Regions from separate parts of the Homo sapiens genome. Here region 1 is linked to region 2. Evidence: chromatin contacts called from ENCODE Hi-C or POLR2A ChIA-PET data. All regions are on one chromosome and are shown on one strand. The core of a region is the stretch at or near the end of the contact, and the rest is flanking DNA. Distances in the headings are between cores, read along the strand shown. Region 1 holds the start of INSR (insulin receptor). Region 2 overlaps INSR (insulin receptor).

Region 1 (3,056 bases), core at 3-2,502, 51 kb before region 2:
AAAAAAAAAAAAAAAAAAAAAAAAAAAAAAAAACAGAGAGAGAGAGAGAGAGAAGGAAACGGAACTGGGGGGAGGATTTGCAAAAATATGGTTAGGGATGGCACTTCAGAGATGAAGCCATCCTGGAGTGTTACGGGCAAGGGAAATGCTGGGGCAAAGGCCCAGAGGCAGGAATAGGTTTGGCCTGTTGCATGAACAGTGGGTCCAGCTCCTAGCAAACTGTTTATTGAATGAAAGAAGAATGAATGCCTTGGGTCTAGGGTTGTGCTGGGCGCTTTCTTAAGTTTTCTTTCCCGGGTACCTCCCCAGAACTGGCATGCAGGTATTATTAAACCCATTACACAAGTGAAACTGGCCCAGAGACAGAAAAGTCCCTGGTCCAAGACCACACAGGAGTGAGGGGTGGAGGAACCCTCCTCCCATTGAGTTCTGGCTTTCCTATACTGAAAGCCCCTTCCTCTCCTGCAGTAAGGTAGGTGGAACCGCTGTCCCGCCTTGTTGGTGAATGTCGTTGCTAGACTTCAGACACATACAGGCTGGTCTGCTGAAAATCAGAGATGTCCACCTGCGCCCTATTCGAGGTCTCCGGCGTCTTCTTTGGCGTCGTCTTTGCCCTTTCAGAAGCGTCTGCACATTTTTCCAGGTGTCATTTCTCCAACTTGAACACAGGGAGCGCACTGGGCACGCGGGCACGTGGCTGTCCCCAGGGGCCTGGCTTGGGTCTCGCCCCTGGGCCGGGGCGCACTCGCGGGCGGGACATCTGGGGGCGCCCACGCGCTCTGGGACGAGTGTCGCTGGCCAGGCCCGGACTGAGGAAAGGCGAGTGAGACACTACTCGCCTGGGGTGCAAAATTTAAGGGAGTGAAAAAAAAAAAAAAAGAAAGAAACCAAAACCACCTCGAGTCACCAAAATAAACATTTTAATGCAGTATTTTTTAAAAAATCAACAGGAATCCTCCAAAGCCCACTATGAACAAAATAGCAAAATGGTAGAGAAAGGATCTGTGCCGCTGCGTCGGGCCTGTGGGGCGCCTCCGGGGGTCTGAAACTGGAGGAGACTCGGGGCTGTAGGGCGCGCGGATCTGGGGCGCGCCCTCGGTCCCGGCGCGCCCAGGGCCTCCCGCGCGGGGCCCGGCACAGGGAGGCGGGGAGGCGGGCGGGGCGGGGCGGGGCCGGGCGGCACCTCCCTCCCCTGCAAGCTTTCCCTCCCTCTCCTGGGCCTCTCCCGGGCGCAGAGTCCCTTCCTAGGCCAGATCCGCGCCGCCTTTTCCCGCGGCCCGCACGGGGCCCAGCTGACGGGCCGCGTTGTTTACGGGCCCGAGCAGCCCTCTCTCCCGCCGCCCGCCCGCCACCCGCCAGCCCAGGTGCCCGCCCGCCAGTCAGCTAGTCCGTCGGTCCGCGCGTCCCTCTGTCCCGGAGCCCGCAGATCGCGACCCAGAGCGCGCGGGGCCGAGAGCCGAGAGACAGTCCCGGGCGCAGCGCGGAGCTCCGGGCCCCGAGATCCTGGGACGGGGCCCGGGCCGCAGCGGCCGGGGGGTCGGGGCCACCACCGCAAGGGCCTCCGCTCAGTATTTGTAGCTGGCGAAGCCGCGCGCGCCCTTCCCGGGGCTGCCTCTGGGCCCTCCCCGGCAGGGGGGCTGCGGCCCGCGGGTCGCGGGCGTGGAAGAGAAGGACGCGCGGCCCCCAGCGCCTCTTGGGTGGCCGCCTCGGAGCATGACCCCCGCGGGCCAGCGCCGCGCGCTCTGATCCGAGGAGACCCCGCGCTCCCGCAGCCATGGCCACCGGGGGCCGGCGGGGGGCGGCGGCCGCGCCGCTGCTGGTGGCGGTGGCCGCGCTGCTACTGGGCGCCGCGGGCCACCTGTACCCCGGAGAGGGTGAGTCTGGGGGCGCGGGCGTGGGCGGGGAGCGCCGCGATGGGGAGAGGACCCCACCCAAGCCAAAATCGAGCCCCCGCTTGTGGACTGAGAACCCTCCCCAGGGGCGGGGGGCGGTGGCCAGGACGGTAGCTCCTGCATCGCGTAGGGGGAGCGGGAAGCCTCTGACCTTGGCCTTTGCCCGCCCGGGCTCGCGCCTCCGCGCCCTGCGTGCCCGACCTGAGCCCGAGGAACCTTGCCCCGGTGCCCGCCCCGCCGCGGGCTCCTCTCTGGAGCGCGCCTCCGACCCGTGCCCCGGCCCCTCCGAGCCCAAGTCGCTCCGGAGACACGACACGCGTCATCTTTGGGTCGCGGCCGGGAAGTGGGGTCACTGGGTCTGGACAGCCCCGAACAGCCAAGTCCCCCGAGCGCATATGGTGTAGGTAGAGCCAAGCGCCCTGAGTGCCTCACCGGTGGGTGACGCTGCCTGGGGTCAGGGACTGCAGAGCCCCCCTCTACCCAACTACCTTGGATCTAGGCCCGTGGCCACCCCGGACTCTAGGTCCATGTTTACCCTTTTGGGTTCTGTTTCCAGATGTCCGGAGGCAAATTCTAAAGCCTTAGCAACAGCAGCAATTGTAGCAGAAGTAGTGGCGGTTTTTTACCCTATTTATTGTAATTGGTATCACCGCACGCCACAGCCTAGTCTATCTTATCTCTCTGGACTGTCACAGTGGCCCCCGGAGGCAGATACAGTTATGCACCCATTTCACAGAGGAGTAAACTGAGGCTCATGTAGGACGCATAACTCCCTTGCCCTAAAGTCAGTGCCAGAGCCAGGACTTGAGCCTCTGTGTGTCCCGTTCTGCCCAAGAATCTGGACTACTGTCCCTTGTCTGCTGTCTCCTTGACCCCTCCTCTCCCCTCAGCCCTGCGCTTCATGAAGGAGCCTTTGACCTTGAGTGAGCCTTTCGTTCCCCCTGACCCCATGGGCCCCTCTCCCACGTGTGGGCAGCATCTTCCTTGGGCTTGACAATAGGCACCTTTGGGGTTGTAAGATGAAGATGGCGCAATCATTTAAGGAATATAGCCTGGGTTTCCCACTGTGGGGTCTGAGGCCCTGCTTTAAAAATATCTGTTGGGTTACTGTTTCAGATTTCTCCATAAAAGGAAATCAGTCGTGATGAGGAAGGGGTCAGGGAG
Region 2 (3,070 bases), core at 359-2,858:
CTTGTCTCTAATCTTAATGTAACAGAAATGTCTATAATGTTACATTAGGATTAGAGAATAGATTATTCTTGGGACAAATGGAAAAATGGGTTAAAATCCATAAATTAAGAAATCAATACTTTCGTATTTTTCCTTTCCGGGCAGGTATGGGATCTCCTTTTCCATTTGCTCAAATCTTTTTTTTTCTTTTTGAGACAGAGTCTCGCCCTGTCACCCAGGCTGGAGAGTAGTGGCACGATCTCGGCTCACTGCAACCTCTGCCTCCCAAGTTCAAACAATTCTTGTGCCTCAGCCTCCTGAGTAGCTGGGATTATAGGCACACACCACCATGCCCGGCTAATTTTTGTATTTTTAGTAGAGACGGGGTTTCACCATGTTGGCCAGGCTGGTCTCGAATTCCTGGCCTCAAGTCATCTGCCCACTTCGGCCTCCCAAAGTGCTGGGATGACAGGCATGAGCCACTGCGCCCAGCCAATTTGTTCAAATCTTTTATATTGTCCTTTCTTCATCTTTATCCTGTATTATTTTTGTGACGATGGTTCCTGATTTCTGTATCACAGAGTTTTGTTGTGTTAGTTATGGCTACTATGAATAGCATATTTACCCTGAATCCAGATACTTTAGTGAAATTGATTGGTAGGTTTTTAAATTGTTTTATTCATTGTGTGCAATTTCGTCCTCTACAAATTATGGTCATTTAAAAAAATTATGTCTGCTCAGTTCTGGAAGCATGAAAAAAATTATGTCTAAAATCATACCTCTTGTTTCGGTTTTAAATCTTATTCTATTGACCAGGGCTTCTAGACTAACATTAAATATTTAACAATGGTATTATCCGACATCTATGTTTAATAGATTTCCTAATATAAAATCATCCTTGCTTTCCTGTGGTAAAACCTACTTGGTTGTGATGAATTATTCTTTCAGCATAACGTTGAATTCGATTTGCTAGGTTTGCTTTGTTTCGTTTTCTGAATTCTTGCCATCTGTGTTCATGAGTGAAATTGGGCTATGTTTTTGGTTGGTTTTATTTTGCAATGTCTTCATCAGTTTGGATTATTTATTGTGTTCTAGCCACATAAAATGAAATAGCAGGTAACTGAGTATTCATTGACAAATTTTATGGTGCCATAACTTTTGGGGGGAAGCAATTCTTTGATAACTTAAGAAAAAATTTAGGCCAGGTGCGGTGGCTCATGCCTGTAATCCCAGCACTTTGGGAGGCTGAGGCAGGTAGATCACTGGAGGTCAGGGGTTCGAGACCAGCCTGGCCAACATGGTGAAACCCCGTCTCTACTAAAAATACAAAAATTAGCCAGGTGTGGTGGCGCACGCCTGTAATCCCAGCTACTCGGGAAGCTGAGGCAGGAGAATCACTTGAACCCAGGAAGCGGAGGTTGCAGTGAGCCGAGATCGCACCACTGCACTCCAGCCTGGGCAGTAGAGCTAGACTGCATCTCAAAAAAAAAAAAAAAAAAAAAAAAAAAAACCAAAACAGTGTGTGACTGGCTGTGACGTAAGGCAGTCAGACCTCTCCTTCGAAATGGGCCGTGATTCATCTTTATTTTTGTAGGGCTGTGTCACGTTAGAACCACTACAGCAAAAGTTTTCATTGGAAATCTAATAATGTTTTTTTAGTCTGCCATCTGGAGTCTGTGCTCCTTGTATGTCTTTATTGTTCAAGACTAAGAGTGGTGTGTGTGTCTGTGTTGGGGGGATGGGGTTTGGTAATTTTGCTAACATGGCTCTAAGAATCTGTCCCGCTTCCCAAAACCTCATTTTTCTCTGCTTTAGCAGTAGCCCAACACTGAAAACAGGGTACTGCTTTTTTAGAGGAGTTCTGATTTGGATTCCTTTTCTTTCTTTTTTTTTAGGCCAAAATTTTCATTTATAAATAGCTTCTGTGGTACACAACATGCAAATATTTTTGGTTTCATGATATTACACCAGAGTTGCAGAGTTGTAGCTGTTTTTTTTTTTTTTTTTTTTGAGGCAGTCTCGCTGTGTCACCCAGGCTGGAGAGCAGTGGTGCGATCTTGGCTCACTGTAACCTCCACCTCCCGGGTTCAAGCAATTCTCTTGTCTCAGCCTCCTGAGTAGCTGGGATTACAGGCGCCCACACCACACCTGGCTAATTTTTGTGTTTTTAGTAGAGACGGGGTTTCACCATGTTGGCCAGGCTGGTCTCGAACTCCTGACCTCAAGTGATCTGCCCTCCTCCTCAGCCTTTCAAATGCTGGGAATACAGGCATGAGCCACCACACCCGGCTGAACTTTTATTATTTTAAAAACATTTTTATTTATAGTAAAAGTCACACATAAAATGAAATTTGCTGTTTTTAGAAAGAATGTTTAAAAAGATGTGTACCATGTTGCCCAGTACAGTGGCTATTCAGAAACAGCCATAGTACACCACAGCCTCAAACTCCTGGGCTAAAGGGATCCTCAAGCTTCAGCCTCCCAAGTAGCTGGGGCTACAGGAACACACCACCACATCTGGCTTGCCTCCTTCTCCTTCTCTTTCTCCTTTTCCTTCTCCTTCTCCTCCTCCTTCTTCTTTTTTTTTTTTTGAGACAAGAGTCTCACTCTGTCACCCAGGCTAGAGTGCAGTGGCATGATCTTGGCTCACTGCAATTTCTGCCTCCTGAGTTCAAAGCAATTCTCCTGCCTCAGCCTCCTAAGCAGCTGGGATTACAGGTGCATACCACCATACCTGGCTAATTTTTGTACTTTTAGTAGAGACGGGGTTTCACCATGTTGGCCAGTCCCGAACTCCTGACGTCCAGTGATCCTCCTACTGCGGCCTTCCAGAGTGCACAGGCATGAGCCACTGTGCCTGGCTTGTTTTCTTCTTTTTTTAAATTTAATGAGTTTAGGCAGGGTTTCTCAGCCTCAACAGTGTTAGCATTCTGGGCTGAACCCCTCTCCGTGGTGGGGACTGCCCTGTACATTACAGGAAGCTTAGTAGCATCCCTGGCCTCCACTCAATACCAGTAGCAACCCCAAGTCATGACAACCAAAAATGTCTCCGGATACTGCCAAGTGCTGGGATCACAGGCATGTGCCACCA

What was found. A loop is a pair of places that touch in the nucleus more often than their neighbours do. ChIA-PET counts read pairs that join two places held with the same protein, here RNA polymerase II (POLR2A). Pooled maps may share reads with other maps.
Region 1: a map of tibial artery shows a loop between it and region 2 (5-fold over the local background). The contact joins the promoter of INSR here to the enhancer-like site in region 2. A Hi-C loop is called at or near these places in 22 of 168 maps with a recorded cell type or tissue (CD14-positive monocyte, GM12878, HCT116 and 14 more), 26 of 37 single-sample maps with no recorded cell type and 24 of 50 pooled maps. POLR2A ChIA-PET finds 5 or more read pairs at or near these places in 16 of 52 experiments (BJ, GM10248, GM12878 and 12 more).

Annotation. Positions count from the first base shown.
Region 1 is chr19:7,292,610-7,295,665 of GRCh38, reverse strand. It overlaps INSR (insulin receptor), which reads left to right and starts at 1,252. Exons shown (of 22, transcript NM_000208.4): 1 at 1,252-1,874. The coding sequence starts at 1,775. RefSeq lists silencers at 671-850, 991-1,380, 1,401-1,680, 1,821-1,960, 2,011-2,070 and an enhancer at 2,052-2,810.
Region 2 is chr19:7,241,654-7,244,723 of GRCh38, reverse strand. The region is part of intron 2 of INSR (insulin receptor); the gene reads left to right. Among named protein-coding and RNA genes, the nearest start is that of INSR, 51 kb to the left of the region's middle. Within about 2 kb of position 1,608, at least 11 of the 41 ENCODE cell types and tissues checked have a DNase peak (open chromatin) inside an H3K27ac peak, as active enhancers do; they include CD14-positive monocyte, GM12878, OCI-LY7 and 4 more, where a contact is called at or near this core.